Linked DNA regions of Homo sapiens: region 2 is linked to region 1. Evidence: read pairs that join two places in POLR2A ChIA-PET (ENCODE). Cell type or tissue: PC-9. All regions are shown on one strand.

Region 1 (5,000 bases):
CTGTGGGCATTGTGAGAGATGGAATGTGAGCCTGCATAGGCAGATTTTGACTCCTAAGAGAAATTTCTGAATTATCTTTCATGTCTTAAATTTCATCTCGTATACTCTGTCCAGTCACTGAATCTCAAGGCTCCTTCCTTAAACCATCTCTGGAATACTCTGTCCACTTCCTCACTGCGTTTTTGAACACTGAAACACTCTCCTAGCTACCTGTCTCTTCTTCAGTCCCCTGCTACTGCCAGAATTGTTTCAAACAGAAGTTTTGTTGAATCACAAAACTTTGTGTCCGTCCATTCTTGGCTTTATCTTGTCTATTCAATTTTATCTCTTACTCCTGTTAAAAGGAACCTGTTTTCCAGCATGCCAGGTTTTTTTTTCTTTAATTTTTTTCTTCCTTCATAATTAGTGAATGTACCAAACTCTCATATCTCTTCCGTGATTTTGCTCATGTTTTTATCCTTGTATGGGATGGAAATATTTCTTCTTGCCACCTGATCAGATTCTTACTCATTGCTCCGGGTCCAGCCGAAGCCCACCTCTTGCTCAGGGCTGTTCATAACTCATTTGCTCCATATTGATCTCTACTTGCTTTTATTCTTAAAGCACTGAATATAGGCATTACTCATTTTGGCCTTTAGCAATGTATGGCTTTCTTCAAAGTGGTAAGTAATGTTTTTTGCGTACAATTTGCCTCCTCAACTAATTAATAAATTCCTGAAAGACCAGTGTTTTGTGCTCTTAACATTACATCTAGCATATTCTGTATGCCTGACAGGTACTCAGTAGAGACATTAATGGCTGGGTAGGCATTGATTGTTTTCTAATTCTCTTTTAATTTAAATTGAGATACCTTGGAAAAGGAAAATCCAACAGCAATCTGTAAGGGAAATCTGTGTAGCTTATTTGTGATAGATGTGTGAATTGTGGTGCTATTAATGTCATTTTGGATATGAAATATGTGTCATTTTGAGCTTCTGGTAATGGAAATGTGTAAATGAAAAAATAATAGTTGATATGTATCATAAAACATTCTGTTACCGAATTTTAACTTGATCTTGATTTTCTTCTTTTCAAATACCAGATACTTCTCACCACTGCATGAATGGACATTTGAAAGTGCCATAGCCAAACACTTGCAAGCATGGAGACCTCATCAATGCTTTCCTCATTGAATGATGAGTGTAAATCTGACAACTACATTGAGCCTCACTACAAGGAATGGTATCGAGTAGCCATTGATATTCTGATTGAACACGGGTTAGAAGCATACCAAGAATTTCTTGTCCAGGAACGAGTTTCAGACTTTCTTGCTGAGGAAGAAATTAATTATATTTTGAAAAATGTCCAGAAAGTTGCACAAAGCACAGCACATGGTACTGATGATTCCTGTGATGATACCTTATCTTCAGGGACCTACTGGCCTGTTGAGTCTGATGTGGAAGCTCCAAATCTTGACTTAGGCTGGCCATATGTGATGCCCGGACTCTTAGGGGGCACCCATATAGATCTCCTTTTTCATCCACCAAGAGCACATCTACTTACGATAAAAGAAACTATTCGGAAGATGATAAAAGAAGCAAGAAAGGTAATAACATTTCTATTTTGAAATGAAAAATTTGAAACATGTAGAAAAGTAGAGAGAGTAATAACACAAATATGTATGTTAATAAAAGAATCTCTATATGTATAGGCCATGCCTATTGTTTTTAGGAAAGTACCTATGGATACACAGGAAGGTTGTATTTCCTATATCTTGCATATATCCAAGAGAGTGGCATTAGGTCTCTGCTAAAGAAAAGAGATTTCCTTTTCTTAATAATGTACTCAGGAGATCTCTTCTCCCAGAAGACTGAGGTATGTTGACTAGGAATAAGATTACTCAACACTCATAATTTTAAAGCACCTAAATTTTTCTTCTTCTCTGAAAGGAAGTAGTTGGTGGATATGGTGAAGTTTTCTTTGTTTTTAACAGGACTGAATACCAATTCTTGCTCTGAATGTGCTTTATGCTATTAAATAAACCATATGTTTACTTATCTATTTTCCTGAGTTGTGTGGAAACAGTATAAAATCAACATAATAATGTAAAATTCTAAAGCAAGATTCTGAGATATTTAGCATTTTAAGGCTTTGGTGTTCTTTATCAAATATTTATATTGACTTATACATCTCACAGATCTTATTTTAGAACTTGGGTAAAACTGTAGGACTCTTTAATCAAGCAACAAAAGTTATTAAGAGTTTTGTATCTACTCAGCACCATGGTGGGCACTTTGGAGACTACAAAAAAATTTGCCAAGCTCAATCTAGAGTTTTAAAATGTATGGGCAAGGCTGGGCGTGGTGGCTCACACCTGTAATCCCAGCACTCTGGGAGGCTGAAGCAGGCGAATCACTTGAGGTCAGGAGTTTGAGACTACCCTGGCCAACATAGCAAAACCTCGTCTCTACAATAATAATAATAATAATAATAATAATAATAATAATAATAAGCCGGATGTGGTGGCGAGTGCTTATAGTCCCAGCTAGTCAGGAGGCTAAGACACGAGAATTGCTTGAACCTGGGAGGTGGAGGTTGCAGTGAACTGAGATTGCGCCACTGCCCTCTAGCCTGGGTGACAGAGCGAGACCCTGTCTCACCAAAAAAAAAAAAAAAAAAAAAAAAAAGTATAGGCAAAAAGTTACAATTTTTAATTATAAAGTGTGCATTTTTTAGTTATGACTATGTGATACAAAAATTTAGATCTAAAAGGAACCTTAGGAAGCACACACGCATGACATTGCTTTCTTCTATGCCAATAAGACACAGAAATGCTTGCAAGAGTATGCTTTTATGAAGTACGTCAATATAAGACCCTTGAATTCCTCAGTGACATGGCAGTTTGCAAGACAGGCAACTAAAAGGCTAACAATAATGTAGAGAGACACAGTGTTCTGAAGCTAATGTCAAATGCAAGCTTTGTAAAAATGAGGTAATTTTTTTCCCTAAACCTTTTGAGTTTAAATAACCTGTCTTTTCAGCTGTATTAATTCCTTTAACAGTATTATATTAAATAAAGTACTAATCCATTCCAGTTGTTAAAAATTAGCTATAGAATCAGGCTCACTGTAAGTGACCAAACTTTTATTGAATGAATTGAACTGTCATTCAGCTTTCTGAATTGAACCATGAATATTTTTTTAAACAGCGCTATCTTAGGCCTTGTGAACAAATTATACAATTGCATTTTGTAAGGCAACAGTACAAAATTTGAGGCTATATGTGAGTCTTTGTAATGGCAAAATAATAAATATCAAGTATTAATGTTTGCTGATTTTGTTTGGTGACATGATATGCTTTTGAAGCACAATGTTAACAGGAAATTGAAATCCATTTTTGAAAATACATCAGTGAAGATGAAGATTCTTATTGTAGTAACTTAGTAATGCATTTATCACCCTGCGTGATAGCTAGTTTCCTTTGGGACATTGCATTATTGTGATACAAAATGTTAATTCAGGAGATATCATAAGTTTTTGGGCTAGCACCCACTGGGAACCGAACATTAGTCATGATCTTTTGATGTATTTTTCTTTCTAATGTGGCAGCTTTGTATTTAATGAGCCTCTAAAAGTAATATCTTCTACCCGGTCACTGTCCGTTGAGGACTCCCACTTGAATTAGCGAGCTGAAGAAATTGAAGTCCATACTGTAAAACAGTAATGTGATGTGTGCTTCTCTTTCATAAAATCAATGTGGCATACAAATAAGAAAGACAATTGCATCTTTTTTCTACTTGTATAGCTATAGCTAAGTTGAATTTGAAAGAAGAGAATTATTTGATCTTGTAAACTGAGTATACTGCCAAATATAAATTATAACAGACGACTTCGATTTGGTGCACATGGTTTTTGTTTTTAATTTTATTTATTTTATTTTTTTTATTTTTTGTTTTTAACACAGAGACAAGGTTTCCCTATGTTATCTAGGCTGGTCTCAAACTCCTGGATTCAAGTGATCCTCCTGCCTCAGGCTCCCAAAGTGCTGGGATTATAGGCATGAATCACCACACCCAGCTGTTATTTTTTAAGGTGTTAGGGACTGTGCTAGTTTCTACCCAGATGCAATAAATATTGAAGTCAAATTGGTTATCTTTGCATGGAATATGTATTTCTCAATTATTTTGGAAGATTCTTTATATGTCGCCATATCTACTTAAAGATTTTTGAAGAATTAAGTAATCTGGGGAAAAAAGTTATTGACCCCATTTTTAAAAAATTAAGATTATTTAGCTTATAACTGGACATGGTCCTGTGAAGAATTTTTAAAAGAACAAATATGAAATAAAAGCTTACCAGAACACATTGCTTTTTAAAGATTAAATGTGGTTTTCATGACTATCATTTACTCAACAGATGTCATGCTCTTATTATCTTTCAGAATCAATGGGAGCCTAATAGTCATCAGGATAAGCTTTCTGTTTTTGAATTTTTTTCAGAGGGTAATTTATCTTTATTGGTAACTCAGTGAATTGTCATGGCATTGTAAAGGGATGATCTTTTTTTTTCATAAAGTATTTGGATAATGTATATTTTAATGGATAAAGTTTTTTTTTTTTTTTGCTTCTAAATATCTCAGGGAGAATCTTTTGGTAATAAACACTGTAAAACTCTACAGAGATATGAAGCCAAACCAGTAGGACTAGACACCGTCAAAACAGAACCCAGGAAAAGATCTCAGATAAGAATTTAAATCCATTTTCACTTTTGTGTTTGCAGTTGAGATAAGGTACTTGTGAAAATAATGCCATTTTATGGAAAAATCTTAAACTAATGAAAATAATATAAAAGTTATCTGCTTAAAGGCCCAAACATTTGAAGTCTGATTATAAGCACCAAGTTAACCTTCCAGTCTCTTATGAAAGGAATTAAAAATGATTCTCAATCTCAACTGTCTTTACTGGAAAGAGGTGAAACATTTTGTGTTTGTTTTTGAATTTCAGTAATTTATATGCTCTCATT
Region 2 (5,000 bases), 940 kb before region 1:
GGAAAGGAGGTTAGTATGACCTGTTCACCCACTTTTTTTTTTCCCATAGCCAGTTATTTCTTCTTTTTAGCAAGAAAATAATGTCTCAGTGGGTAAAATAGCCAGAGAAAAAATGAGAGGAAGTGAAATAATCAAAGTCATTGATAATGAATAGAGGGATTGGTAAGAAATCATAAAATGTCTGCCTAGATATTGTTTTTTTTCTGGAAAGTTTGGAGGAATTGTCCTGACTGACCCAATCTTTCTGTCTAAAAACATACTAGCTGGCTGTCAATGAGGTGAGCAGGCAAGGTGGGATCACTCGCACCAGCCTCTCATAGCAGCACTTCTGCCATCTCCTGTGAAATCTACCACACCCAACAAGACATGCTTAGTGAATGGGGTGGAGGCTGGGAAAATTCTGTGTCTGAGAGTTACTCTGAACAGCCAGTCCTTCCCTGGTAAAATGACTGACGCTTGGTCGGCCACAGTGGCTCATAGCTGTAATGCCAGCACTTTGGGAGGCTGAGGTGGGAGATCACAAGGTCAGGAGTTCGAGACCAACCTGGCCAACATGGTGGAAACCTGTTTCTATTAAAAATACATAAAATTAGCCAGGTGTGGTGGCGGGCACCTGTAATCCCAGCTACGCAGGAGGCTGAGGCAGGAGAATTGCTTGAACCTGGGAGGCGGAAGTTGCCGTGAGCCGAGATCGTGCCACTGCACTCCGGCCTGGGCGACAGAGCAAGACTGTCTTAGAGAAAAAAAGAAAGAAAATGAGTGATGCTCTGCCCTGGGCATGCTGCTGGTGTGTGGCAAGGCTGCAGCAGCACTCTCAAACAAGGGACTGCATTGCAGCTGCTTATTAATAGAAGGCAATTAGGGACATTGCCACTCAGTGACATCCATGGAGAGTTGCAATCTCACTTCACCATTGTTGTTGTCTTACCTCATCCAATTTTCCAAAGAGCCAATTAAAAAAAAAAAAGAGATAACTTTATTATGGAAAATTCAAAACATACAAAAGTAGAATCATCATTGACCCTCCTATAGCTATCACTCACCTTCAATAATTAGCAACACAAGACTAAGGCATTTAAAAATGCATGTTTTTAAAACATGTATTATGTTTTAAAATATGTCTATAAGAAAGTGCACAATGAAGCATTTTTTTTTAAAGCTCTGGAAAAGCAAGCAAATGTGCTTTTTAAAACTGCTTTGGAGTTACAATTTTTGAGTCAATATGCCAGTGGAATCATGCATATGGATATAGGTCTGAATCCCAGCCTGCCACGTAGGTATGGACAAACTAACCTCTCTGGGCCTCAGGTCCTTCATCTTTAAAATGGGGCAGTAATAGTCCTTTCAGGCTTAGAGTGAGGATTAAGTGGGATACATAAAACACGCTCTCAGGAAGTGGGTGGCTGCTATTATTACAGGTCTTGCTGTTTTTGTTGTTATAGTAGTGTTATTAGCACCCCTGCAATTCCTGCCACCAAGCCAACAGTGTGTCATCAGATGGGTATGTTCTCAGGAATGAGGACACACACTAGTTCTGATGGAGAAAACTTTATTTGAAAACTGTTTCACCTGTGGTTTTATATATAGACTCCTGCATTATGTAATGGGTGGTGATTTTAATTTGTCCTGTGTGCTTACTTAATGGTAGGTCTAGCAATGGTCTCATGGTAACCACCTCATTTTAACCAGACTTACTAACTAGCCATCCTTAAGGTAAAACTAGATCCTACCAAGAAACCATGAGACAGCTAGTTGAGAAAAGGGTCTCCTTTTCCAGAAAATGTCCCCCTCTTTGTCATATTCTTGGTTTTCTAGGTTCAGGTCTCTGGTGCTCATTTTGCCTTGTCTCTATTTCACCCTGGATTTTCATAACATCTCCTTTTTTACCTCTTGCTTTGTTCTGTCTCCTTTCTCTCAAAGGAGGCTTTCATGTATCAGAAGGAACGAGTCAATTTAAGACATGGATCATCCAGGGAGAAAAACCTGCTGGAACAAATAAATTAGTGCAGCCTGACGTGGGGCATGTAGAGAACACTCCCATCTTGTTGGAGTGGTTTCTTTTTTAAAAAGCAGACAGCTGGCGGGAAAGGGAAACCAGAAAAACCTGATCTGTTCCTTGTGTTCAGTGGGCTGTGTGGAAGATTGGAGATGAGGTTTTGTGTCTGGCAGTAGGCCAGAAGGATAGTGTAACTTTAGACTCTGAGAGTGGGCAATCATTGTGACAAGCATGGATTTTAGCCAAGGGCTCTTGAGTTCTGACTGGACAAGAACCTGACTGGGTCAATCCTCCAAGTTTCTTTTTTTTTTTTTTTTCTTTTGAGACAGAGTCTTGCTCTGTCGCCCAGGCTGGAGTGCAGTGGTGCAATCTCAGCTCACTGCAACCTCCCCCTCCCAGGTTCAAACGATTCTCCTACCTCAGCCTCCCAAGTAGCTGGAATTACAGTTGCATGCCACCATGCCTGGCTATTTTTTGTATTTTTAGTAGAGACAGGGTTTCACCATGTTGCCCAGGCTGGTCTTGAACCCCTGGTCTCAAGTGATCAACCTGCCTCAGCCTCCTAAAGTGCTGGGATTACAGGTGTGAGCCACTGTGCCTGGCCCCAAGTTTCTTTTGCAGCATCAACATTTAACTTCTAAACAAAAAACGAGCTGCCCTTTTTTACAGTAAGATAGTACTATGAACTACAGCAGCCATTCACTGAGTACTTACTATGCGCCCTACACTGACCTAGCTGAACACAGCCTCAGCTTTCCAGAACACCACCATGAGGTAGGTGACGCGATTTCCTTTGTGCAAAGCAGATAATTAAGACTCAAATAGTTTTAGGAATGTGCCCACGATCAAACAGTAAGGGACAAAGTCAGAATTCAAATTCACATCTCCGTTGACATTTCAATCACCCCTTTATTTTACTTTGCTCCCCTTCCCCAGCCAAAGCACTGTAACCTGTAATTACATTTAGAGTTGTATTTGTCATAATGGTGATGGTTCTGTTTTTGTCAAAATTACATAGGCTATAAGTTATAGACTAAGACTGGCATGGAACTGAGTGAAATTTAATGAAATTGATGCAGAATTGGGCCTTCATTTAAGCCTAGTGATTGCAAACACTGTGATTCTGCATTCTCTAACCCAGGGGTCCCCAACCTGTACCCCAGGGCCAGGTACCAGTTCTTGGCCTGTTCGGAAATGGGCCACACAGCAGGAGGTGAGCAGTGGGCAAGCAAGCATTACCGCCTGAGCTCCTCCTCCTGGCAGATCAGCGGCAGCATTAGATTTTCATAGGAGTGCAAACCCTATTGTGAACTGCACATGCGAGGGATCTAGGTTGCACGCTTATTATGAGAATCTAATGCCTGATGATCTGTCACTGTCTCCCATCACCCCCAGATGAGGCCATCAAGTTGCAGGAAAACAAGCTCAGGGTTCCCACTGATTCTACATTATGATGACTTGTATAATTGTTTTATTACATATTATAATGTAATAACAATAGAAATAAAGTGCATGATAAGTGTAATGCACTTAAATCATCCTGAAGCCACCCTCCCTCACTGGTCCATGGAAAAATCATTTTCCATGAAACTGGTCCCTGGTGCCAAAAAGATTTGGAACAGCTGCTCTAACCCTCCCACCACCTTCACTCACTTCTTGTATGTTGTCCTGGGCTAAGGGCTGTGGAAATGTTCATGGGGTCTTTGTTCTACCATCTCAAACTATGTGCAAATCCTAAGAAACTTGTGAGATAAAGTATTTGGCTAGTGGGAAAAAAAAAATTGATAACGTTTTTAACATTAACTGGAGTGACAGTTTGGTAATTGGCTCTCTGAGAAAGCTTCAGCATATTCTGAAAATTGGCAGGTAGCTCCAGAGTGAGCTAATTAGTTAGGAATGACTTTTAATACTCACTACCTTTAATAGCCTACCCTTGGAGAAAAGACAGATAATGAACACTGGGAAATCTATGGTGCTGCAACTTGACCTTTGTGCCATTTGGGGGAAATGAGGAAGATGAGTCATAATTTATTATTTAAAGTCCTCCTTTTATAATGTGTTGTTGTGAAAGATTTGACAAATAATGATTGCTCCTTTAGGGACTAATTTAATCAAAGAAGCAGAAAACAGGAAGAATAGAAAACTTGTGTGACTAAGCAATGTTTAATTTTATTTGAAACTGGCTCCACCACCCTGGTGATAGGAACAGAAGGTCCTATGGAGTCTTCCCATAGCAAGAAACCAGGCTTGTAACAGGGTGTAATAGAGTGACACCCCACACCTGATGCCCTGTAAATGCAGAGTCTGCAAATGCCTCTCTTTTGATGCTTTCTCAAGGTAAGTCATAAATGAAGTCTTACTGCTTTAAAAAAGTAGCTTGCCAACAGTTGCCCAGGCTCCCCATGGGACTGCGCTTCACTGAGCACCTGAAGAAAGTATTCACTGGAAATGGGCTCTCCTGGGAGACTGTCTGGATCCCGAGTGTCTGGCGTTCATGTTCCCACACCTGGCTGCTGCTTCTTGCCCTTCCTTGGCTGCAGGTGTGAGTGCTTGTTTGTTTAAACCTCGCTCAGCACTGCTTGGAAAAACAAAACAACATGGTTACTTGTCTGGGCATTGAATGTTCTTCCTGAATTTTGGTCCTGCCCATTGGCCCAGAGGCGGAATGGGTGGGGCAAGTTTCGGTGTGAGTTTGGGAAGTTTCGAGAAGACGCTATGGGCTGGGTCTGTTAGGTTGGGGTTGCTCTTGGTTTTAATCCTTTTGGAATGTCTTGAGGGTCAGGAGCGTTGCCATTGATGGCTATGGGAGTTGTCAGGCTGTGGCTCTCTTTCTCACAGAGAATGCCAGAGGCACTCGGGAAGGCATTTGCCAGGGCTCTGACAGATGTAAAGTAAGCCTTATCCATGTTGTGTTCTCACCTGGACACCTGGAAGGTGCTCAGTATAGAAAAGTCACGAGCTAGATGAGATACCAGCTTGATGTCGACTCCCTCCCCAACAATGG

Evidence for each region. ChIA-PET counts read pairs that join two places held together with the same protein. Peaks named below come from ENCODE experiments on the same cell type or tissue, not always from the same donor. Only the 100,000 strongest peaks of a DNase experiment are listed, where the experiment ranks them.
Region 2: POLR2A ChIA-PET joins it to region 1 with 15 read pairs; 1 of 35 experiments calls an interaction of 5 or more read pairs at or near these places.

Annotation. Positions count from the first base shown.
Region 1 is chr6:54,869,106-54,874,105 of GRCh38, forward strand. It overlaps FAM83B (family with sequence similarity 83 member B), which reads left to right. Exons shown (of 5, transcript NM_001010872.3): 2 at 1,082-1,585. The coding sequence starts at 1,142. Among named protein-coding and RNA genes, the nearest start is that of FAM83B, 25 kb to the left of the region's middle. In PC-9, no CTCF peak of the experiment used is centred here; no DNase peak of the experiment used is centred here; H3K27ac peaks cover 760 bases.
Region 2 is chr6:53,925,246-53,930,245 of GRCh38, forward strand. It overlaps LOC101927189 (a long non-coding RNA gene), which reads left to right and starts at 4,737. Exons shown (of 4, transcript NR_125842.1): 1 at 4,737-5,000. RefSeq lists a silencer at 3,846-4,140. In PC-9, no CTCF peak of the experiment used is centred here; DNase peaks (open chromatin) are centred at 1,506, 2,116 and 4,026; H3K4me3 peaks cover 1,448 bases; H3K27ac peaks cover 4,358 bases.